Linked DNA regions of Homo sapiens: region 2 is linked to region 1. The links are chromatin loops, found by intact Hi-C in ENCODE. Cell type or tissue: IMR-90. All regions are shown on one strand. Region 1 has its middle 75 kb from the start of RMEL3. Region 2 overlaps RMEL3 (enriched in melanoma 3).

What was found. Hi-C counts contacts between places; a loop is a spot of excess contacts. Peaks named below come from ENCODE experiments on the same cell type or tissue, not always from the same donor. Only the 100,000 strongest peaks of a DNase experiment are listed, where the experiment ranks them.
Region 2: a loop joins it to region 1, with 19 times the contacts of the local background. A loop is called at or near these places in 1 of 110 quality-filtered maps.

Annotation. Positions count from the first base shown.
Region 1 is chr5:57,317,517-57,322,516 of GRCh38, reverse strand. It overlaps the pseudogene LOC100288510. Among named protein-coding and RNA genes, the nearest start is that of RMEL3, 75 kb to the left of the region's middle. In IMR-90, no CTCF peak of the experiment used is centred here; no DNase peak of the experiment used is centred here; H3K4me3 peaks cover 214 bases; H3K27ac peaks cover 1,883 bases.
Region 2 is chr5:57,406,296-57,411,295 of GRCh38, reverse strand. The region is part of intron 1 of RMEL3 (enriched in melanoma 3); the gene reads right to left. Among named protein-coding and RNA genes, the nearest start is that of RMEL3, 14 kb to the right of the region's middle. In IMR-90, no CTCF peak of the experiment used is centred here; a DNase peak (open chromatin) is centred at 2,425; H3K27ac peaks cover 503 bases.

The DNA of each region.
Region 1 (5,000 bases):
TGTTTCCCTTCTCCCTCTCTCTCTTCCACCCAAAAACCAAGAATACCATCCATGGGAAATTTTAAGGAAAATGGTAAAGTGAAAAAGTGAAACTTCTTTTTTATGGCTGCACAGTCCTTTGTAGGGACATGGACAAAGCTGGAAACCATCATTCTCAGCAAACTATCGCAAGGACAAAAAAACAAACACCGCAGGTTCTCACTCATAGGTGAGAATTGAACAATGAGAACACTTGGACACAAGAAGGGGAACATCACACACCGGGGCCTGTTGTGGGATGGGGGGAGCGGGGAGGGATAGCATTAGGAGATATACCTAATGTTAAATGACGAGTTAATGGGTGCAGCACACCAACATGGCACATGTATACATATGTAACTAACTTGCACATTGTGCACATGTTCCCTAAAACTTAAAGTATAATAAATAAATAAATAAAAGAAAAAGTGAAACTTCTGCAGTCAGCAACGTGTTTGACATCCACGAGTCCTCTCTCTCTCTTGGATTCCAAAGCCCATGAGCCCCTGCCTGTGGTGGCCAGTACTGGCATTCTTTAATTCTGGTTTTGATTGAACTTTCTCGGGCCTCAAGAGAGTAGGCAAGAATTGCTGTGTATAATTGTTTTCCAATCATTTGTCTGTGTGTTGGTTGTGTATTATTTGCTCCCTTCAAAGTATCTGTGCCATCCCTCTGCTACACAGTGGAAAAGGAGGTTCCAGGGAGAGCAGGTGGATGAGCCACTGCCAGAGCTGAGACAGGTGCTGGACTTTTCCTTCTGCGGCCATGCCCAATTCAGCTTTCATCATTGAATCGGGCTGTTGGTTTGGTCTCTCCCATCATTACTGCCCCTAAGGACAGTCCTGGCCTGCAGCTTATACCTGTTTCCGATTCTGCCCCTCCTGTGCCATTTTAACCACACCCTTAGTCCAGACTGTCACCTCCTGACTGAATTGCTATTATCACCTCCACGTCAGAGGGATTGCTGGTTTATTCTGTGGTGTCCCAGCCCCCTGCTCTGGTAAAACTTCTATTTTACCCAACTTACAGTTAGCACCTACCCAACGAATAAGAAGGTAGATGATTGGTCAGTGCCAAGTTTATGAAAACCATCTGACACTTTTTCCAGGCCGTCGTATACCTTCAGCATGTGCAGGCCCTGGGAGGGTGGAATCCTTTGCAATAGCAGTTAAAAATCAGCCCTGGAGACATTGAGGGCTGTTTGGTAAATGCATGTTCGTTTTTAGGATACCTGTTCCCTGTTATGATTTAGCTCCAGACTCCAAAGTCTGTTTAGTTGCAGTCTAATGTGTAAATTTAGAGATTCCAGCTTAAGATGGCAGGCATTATTTTTATTTATTTACCAAATATAGTATTCACCATTCACCTAAACTGTTCTATGTGCTTTACAAATATTAAATCACTTAAGTCAGCACAACTGTATGAGGTGGGTACAAGCATTATCATTCTTATTTTAAAGGTGAAGAACAGGACACACAAAAAGGTTTAGTAACTTGCTGGGATTCAAACTTTGCTAGTCTAATCTAGAGTCTGAACTGTTAACCACTGCATTGAGGACGAACTATAACTCTACTATGTCAATGGAGCAAAAAACGAGAGGAAATTAAGTTGCAGCTGAAAGGGGAACCACCTGGATGAAAACTCACTTGTTTCCCTTTGAGGCATTTACTGCACTTAAACACAACCTTTCTCTAGCTCAACTGGGCTGGCCAGAGATTAGACAAAACAGTAAATTTTGGCACTGAGGGATAGTTATAGTTATCAAAAAGGGATGCATCCGCTCGATTAGTGGTACTCGAGATAGTACCGGATCTCTGAGTGCTGCTGGGCTAGACTATATTTCCTCTTACTACTAAGAACCTTCATTCTTTCCCTGGTCTTCTGTAGATGGGAATTCTAATATGACAAACTCACACAAAAAAAAAGCTTGTACAATTTTTATTAAAGAGTATTATTTTAACTATGGGAAGAAAAATAATATCCAAATCTTCCACATTTTATTGTTTAATTTGTAATTATTTTATTGTATATATTTATGGAGTACAATGTTTTCCAATCATTTGTTTGTGTGTTGGTTCTGTATTATTTGTTCCCTTCAAAGTGTCTGTGCCATCCTTCTGCTATACGGTGGAAAAGGAGGCAATGTGATGTTTTGATCTATGCATATGTTATAGAAAGATACAATCAAACTAGTTAACGTATGCATTGCCTCACTAATTTATCATTTTTTTGTGATGAGAACATTAAAACTCTATTTTAGCAATGTTGAAATATGCAATACATTATTGGCCAGCCGTGGTGGCTCACGTCTGTAATCCCAGCACTTTGGGAGGCCAAGGTGGTAGGATCACTTGAGTCCAGGAGTTCAAGACCAGCCTGGACAACATAGTGTGACCCCGACTTTACAAAAAAAAAAAAAGATTAAAGAATAAAACGAAATAAATACAATGGGCTGACTCTGTACACGTGAGCTGCAGCATGGCAGCCCACCACTCCAGCCCACTCAAGATGCAGAATAAAGCTCATAAAAGTGGGCAGCATCGGGGTCGGGGATCTGCACAGCAGGATGGCAAGGGCCATCTAGCACTGAAAACCCTAAGCAAGAAGGTGAGAAAAGAACTCAGCAGAGTAGACCAGAGGCATTCCGCCAGTCAGCTCCAAAAGCAGAAGAAGGAGGTGGTTCTGGCGGAGAAGAGACAGCTGGGTAGCAAGGATGGCTCTCCTCATTAGCACTAGCTGTCCAGGGATTATCTGGCCTCCCACTGAAGAAACAAATAGATGCCAGAAAGAAGCTAAGTAAAGCAGTGGAGAAGCACTTTCTGGATGACAAACTCCTCTTGTTAGACACTCAACAGGAGGCAGGGATGCTGCTTAGGCAGTTGGCTAACCAGAAGCAATGGCATCTTGCTTTTCGAGATCAGCAGGCCTACCTATTTGCCCATACTGCTGATTTTGTTCCTAGTGAAGAGAATAATTTGGTGGGCACCTTGGAAATTTCAGGCTATGTTCGTGGGCAGACTCTGAATGTAAATAGGTTGCTGCATATCACTGGACGTGGTGATTTCCAGATGAAACACATAGATGACCCCATGGACCCTTTCCCTTTAAATCCTACAGTAATTAAATCCCAAAAGGACCCAGACATGGCAATAGAGATTTGTGCTATGGATACTGTCGATGATATGGAAGAAGACCTTAAAGTCCTAATGAAGGCAGATCCTGCTAGACAGGAATCCTGACAAACAGAGGTTATCCCAGATCTAACGCAGGGGGAGCAAACCTGGCCCAATGAGGAGGAGTTGAGTGAGACAAAGGATTTCTTGAAGGGAGATTCTAAGGTGGTAAAGAATATGATGATACAGAACATGAGGATTTTATGAAGGAGGAATCTCAGCATGAAAGTGTGAAGATGAAGAAGAGGAGGAATGTGAAACTATGACTACAAGGGAGTCTGTGCATGATGATCTCTCTGATGAGAAAGTGGATGAAGAAGCTGAGGCAAAAATGTTGGAGAAATGTAAACAAGAAAGACTGGAAGAGATGTTTCCAGGTGAAGTGGGTGGACACCCCCTGTGATGTGGCTGCCAGAAATTCAGTTTCAGAAATACAAAGGCCTCAAGAGCTTCCAGACATCTCCATAGGATCCTAAGGAAAAATATTGCTCAAGATTGTGCTTGAATATTTCAGTTTCAGAACTTTACTAGTACTAGGAAAAGCATATTTAAAGAGATTGAAGAAAAAGAGGTTGAAGGAGCTGATGTTGGCCAGTATGTCACACTTCATGTCTCTAATGTCCCTGTCTCAGTGGTTGAGTGATTCAGGCAAGGAGCACCCTTGATTGCATTTTCTTCACTACCTCATGAACAGAAGATGTCAGTATTGAATATGGTGGTGAGGCATGACCCTGGCAGCACTGAATCTGCGAAAGCCAAGGAGGAGCTCATATTCCGCTGTAGATCCAGGCACTTCCGAGCCTCACCTTTATTCTCTCAGCATGCTGCAGCAGACAAACATAAATTTCAGAGATTCCTGACTGCTGATATGGCCCTGGCGGTGACAGTATACGCACCAACCACTTTTCCTCCTTCATCTTTGCTGCTTTTCAAGCAGAAAAGCAATGGAATGCACAATCTCATTGCTACAGGCCATCTTTTGCTGGTGGATCCAAACAGAATGGTCATCAAGAGAGTTGTCCTGAGTGATCCTCCTTTCAAAATTTGTACTAAGATGGCAGTGGTATGTTACATGTTCTTCAATAGAGAGGATGTGCAGTGGTTTAAACCAGTAGAACTGAGAACAAAGTGGAGCCGCAGAGGACACATCCAGGAGCCTTCAGGTACCCATGGCCGCATGAAGTGCAGCTTTGATAGGAAGCTAAAATCTCAGAACACAGAACTGATGAACCTTTACAAATGAGTTTTCCCCAAATGGACTTATGATCCAAGTGTACCAGAACCAGCACCTTGGGTGAACAGTGAGATTTCTTCAACAGTGCCTCAGGTGGGCATGGAGTAATGGATTTAAAGCGATTCTGTCTTACTGAGGCCAGTCAGCACTCCAAGGATGGGAGTCACAAGTTGTGATTGGGCAAAGTTTATTTTCTATGTCAGCTTGTCAGTCGGCTGCACCATTTTGCAAGAATTTTTTTGGCCTTGATAAAATGTCTCAGTTAAGTATGGAAGTTTTTCTACTGCTTAATCCAAAAAGCTATTAAATCTTACTGAAATAAAAATAAATGCATAAATACAATGCATTATTAATAACTGTGGTCACCATGCTGTACAATAGATCGCTAAAGGATATTCCTCCAGGGTCATTGAAACTTTGTACCCTTTGACCACATTTCCTTTCAACTTAGTCACTGACTTGCTGATGTTCGGCTTTGACAGAAATGCGTTTCCAGAATGCCTTTCCATTCCTCCCTCAGAGCAGGGAGGGCAGTTAGGCTTGCTTCTTTCACTTTTAAGTTGATTCTTTCCTCT
Region 2 (5,000 bases), 89 kb before region 1:
GCTTTCTATTCTTCCACCTACTCCTTTAAATCCAGGCATTTTGCTGGGATCTAAGCTTGGTCTGCCTCTGTTTTGTCCTCCATTCTGTTCCATGGTTCAACTTTTATGTTTATGTTGTGTCTGCCAAATTCTCTTACTCTGTCCTAGGCCCAGATTTTCCAAATTCCCTTTGGACATCTCTATCTGGATATTTGTTCCAAGCTCAACACACTTCAAACCCAACACATATTCTTCCTCCCCAATTCTTGCTTCTGTACTCCTATGTCAATGGTATCACTATATTCCAAAGAGAGGAAACTGAAACTCTTCCTCCTCACCCCTCCACACAAGCAATTACAATACCCAGCCAGCTCCACTCCTGCAATGGCCCTCAGCTCTGCCCCTGCTCCCTCCCACTAGCCATGCCTTGGCTTTTTTCCTCATCCTCGCACATGCGTGCCACAGTTATTGTGGAACTGTCTCCCTAACCTCCAAACTCTCCCTTCTCAAATCCATCTTTCTGGCTGCTACCAGACTTATCCTACAATCACTAGTTAAATCACACTACCCTCCCACTCGAAAACCCTGAGTGTCTCCACATTGCCTGAAAAAAAAAAAAAGTCCTTAGAATAATATTCAGGGCTCTGCCATCTGGCCTCAACCTCATTTCTAACTCTCTCACTTCATTGCCCCAAATTTCCTATATGTAAGCCACATAAAAAATTGCTCATCTGGCTCTTTGATGAAGGTGTCTCCTCCTTGTAAATTGCCCCCTCTCCTGGAAAGAGCCCAGTTGCTTGAATCAACATATCTTAATTCAAATGCACTTGTGTCATATTGGTCAAATTATCTTTACCTGAGTTTCCTTACCTTTAAGATGGGGATGATAATTACATGTACCATGGAGTTTTTGTAAGGTTTAAGAGATAATACATTTAAATGAGCTTAGCACAATGCCTAATGTGCACATTTTAGTTCCTGTCATTGTTATTTTTTTAAATTTACCTGTGTTTATCAACTACTATTCATTCTTTAAGGCCCCAATAAAATGCCACCTCCCCACAGAAACTTCCTCAATTGCCTTAGTCAAAAACCATCATTAGCTCCTCCTTCCACCTCTCATCAATAAGTGTGTCACTCAAGATAGCACGTTTTTCACATGACTTTGCATTCTAATTCATTATTTATAGGTACATCCTCCCAACTCTTCCCCAACCCCTACCCCCACCCCACTCACAAGCTCATGAGTGGCAGCCTCCTGTTAATGTAAGGCCTTTTGGGGATCCAGCGAAACTCTTTCAATTTAGTACCAGAGGATCAAAAGAAAGTCCTCGATTTTCAAACCTAAACCCCTGCTGACAACACTTCTCTCAATTGTACCTGAGGCTACAGAAAACCTTTTCATTTTCTGTTTTTACTCCAGTTGCTATAGTAAATGGCTAGTTCTCCCTCATTTTCCTGCTCTTAGAATTGGTCCTTAATTATAAGCTCTTACCTAACAATTGTTTTCAAAAAAAAATTTAACAATTATTTTTTCATTCACTAGAAATCATAGCTTTCTCTTCAACTTTTGCTTAAAATCTACGAGAACCACTCCATGGTGACAAAAAAAAAAGATTTGAGAAGTTTTGGAATAATATCAATAAACAAAAGATGACCAACTACAAATTATACATTTGGGTGTGTGAGAGCTCCCAAATTTATCATCAAGTACACCTCATCGAAGAAATACAATTTTTCCAAAGAGGTTCATGGTCTAGAGGTAAAATATTTTCTATGTCAAAAACTGCAAATTTTGTTCATTTTTCATTAAGGTATAATGGTCTGCCAAATTAATAAAATTTGGATGGACTTGCTCAAAATTTCACATTCCAATTAGAGAGTAGGCCAAAGCTCATAGAAATTTTACCCAAGCAAAAACTTGTAGTTTCACATCCAGACCCTGCACTTCATGTTCTCGACTTTGCAAAGGAAATCCTAAGGAAGATGAGCACAAATTAAGCCTCCCAGTTTCACCGAGAGGCTTGTTTTCCTTCTCAAGCATTTTCAAATTCAAAATAACCTTAATTTACAGAAAGTTGAAAATCATTCTGTTTATTCTACACATTTGGGGGATGTGTATACAAATATTTACTGGACATAAAACTTCAATGTCTTACTACAAACCATCTGACTTCAGAAAACTGAATACATACAGCAATAATTAACAACAGATGAAAATTTTACATGCTCAGAGTTCCATACCTTGAACTTGGGCATACCCTTCAGGGTAGGTACTCATTAGAGCAACAGGGCTTTTGAGAAGCAGGTTTTCATTACTAAATTCTGTTTCTAGAGCACCACTCAGACACAGAGGAAAATATTATTCTGTGAAATGAAGTGTGGTTAAAAATAGAAAGCGAATTAGTAGCCAAACTTTGAGATTTCCTGAGTTGAACTTTAATCCTGTCCAAGAAGTGGTTATTGTGAAATCTTTCTTTTTAGCTACAACAAATGAATAACTAAATGAAATTCACCAGTAGAAGCACCACAGCATGGAAGTTATGAAGCTCTCCACACTTCCTAGGAAGAGAAGTTTGAGTTTGAGCTTCAACTTTATATGGTGGTGTTTCTCAGATTTCATATTTTAAACCATCTAGGTAATCTATATCTACCAATGATTCACAGAATCACAGAATTCTGGAATGCAACCATTTCATTTTACAGATGAAGAAAAGTAGCAATGTGCCCACAGTAAAATTTCTAATCATTTACAATGTTGGGATAGGAACTCAGACTACCTGACCTTTCCCCAGTATTCCTTTCATTCCAAAACTAGGCATGCCACAGCCCTTCTGCCAAAATCGCAAGACTGTGGGTTGCAGGGCCCTAGAGGACAAGATAATAAAGAAGCCAGAGTATGCGCAGCAAGTTGCCCACACCCCGTTGCTAAGCAGGCCCTGAAATCACCAAGAAAGAGACCACTTCCATCCTACATCCACTCGGAGCATGTGCCCTCAACCCAAATACTCGTGACAGGTGTCTGGAGTGGGAATGGCCAGAGCCCACCATTATGAACCCCAGAGTGGATGTGGGCAGCTACTAGAATTCTTTCTAGGTCCATGCTAGCTGAGAAAACCCCAGCTGCCACCAGATGAAGGAAAGATAGTTGCTGCAGGCTGGAGCTACCAGCTTCTCCCTGGTCAAGATTTCAGCCTTCCTTGTGGAAACGAATCCTCCTCTATTAGTCCACTAGGGCTGCCATAACAAAGTACCACATACTGAGTGACTTAAATAACAGACATTTATTTTCTCATGATTCTGGAGGCCGAGAGTCCAAGATCAAAGAGATGATTTCTTCTGAGGCCTCTGCCCTGGGCTTTTAGGTGGCCATCTTCTCTCTGTGTCTTCAAATGGTGTCCTCTGTACATCTCTGTGTCTTAATTTCCTCTTCTTAAAAGAACACAAACAGTATTGGATTAAGGGCCACCTGAATGACTTTATTTTAATTCAGTTACCTCTTTAAAGACCCCATCTCCAAATATAGTCACATTCATAGGGACCAGGAGTTAGAGCTGCAATATATGAATTGGGGGATAAAATAGTTCAGCCCGTAACACCTCCTGAACATATCCAAGAACCAACCAGAAAAATCCACTGGCTTTCTTCCTTCCTACAGCTCTTGCTTCTACTAACTGCAGCAGATGCAGACTCATGCTGGTGCTGACCACCCAGCCAGGCCTTAAAATTACACCATCTGCCAGACTGGCTTCCCCGGTTTGGGCATACTCCTCTTTCTCTCTCTCTCTCTCTCTCACTCACGCCACTCTCTCGCTCTCTCTCTCTCTCACACACACACACATGCACACACATATACACACAAACATACACACACACATACACAGTATATTTTTGACTCTCTTGCGGGTCTATGTAGATCAGACTCTTCAATTCTGTTAATATAATCATAGAAAATGTCCTAAATTCTGAAAGAACCATAAGAACTTCTAAAAAGCCCTATAGAGATCCACTGGGGAAGAAGCTCTGTCAATCCCATTTAACCCACTGTGGTAGGCAGAATTTTAAAGATGTCCTCCCAAGATTCTCATCTCTGATTATTCAATCGAATATGAATCTAAATACTACTGTGAAGGTGTGTTGCAGACAGAATTAAGGTTACCCATGAGCTGACTTTAAAAAGGGAGATTATTCTGGATGACCTAGGTAGGCATAATTATGATCACATGAGCCCTTAGAAGCAGAAGAGGAAGGCAAAAGAGTCCTTCAGAGAGGTGCTGCAGGATGGAGGAGACCTAAGAAGAGGCTGGAGGGATGCAGAGTGTGAGAGGCACTCCACCCACCATTTCTGGCTTTGAAGATGGAGGAAGGGGCCATGAGCCAAAGAATCCAGGTGGCCTCTAGAAGCTGACAAAGACCCCTGGCTAAGATCCAGCAAGAAAGTGAGGACCTCAGTCCTGCAAACACATGAAACTGAATTTGGCCAACAACCTCAATGAGCTTAGAAGTGAACTCTTCCCTAGAGCCCCCAGAAAGGAACGCAGCCTGGCCTTTTTGTGAGCCCTGAAGCAGAGAAATCAGCCTAGCCAACCTACGGTTCTGACTTACAGAAGTATGAGATGATAAATCTGTGTTGTTTTAAACTCTTCTTAAGTTTGTGATGATTTGTTACAGTAGTGATAAAAACTATTACACTCATCCTGTTATTAAATGTAATTTCCCTCCATTTTTCTCTTTCAGGGGTAAACTTCTTCTTACATCACCTAAGCATTCTGAGTGGTAGGTATTATTATTATTTACCATTAATTAGGGGTCCACATTAAACTAAAAGTTATGCAGATTCTATAAATGACCCCTCAGAATCAGTAGTTTACACCCTCAAACAGGACACTACACATATATCTTCATATATCCACAGTTGTTTCTCTGCCCTGAATTCTGCCAATGACTGCTAGGAGTTGACTGTACCCTTTGGATATCAAAGATTCCTCCAGAGACCTCTGTCCTGTAGATAAATCTTGAAT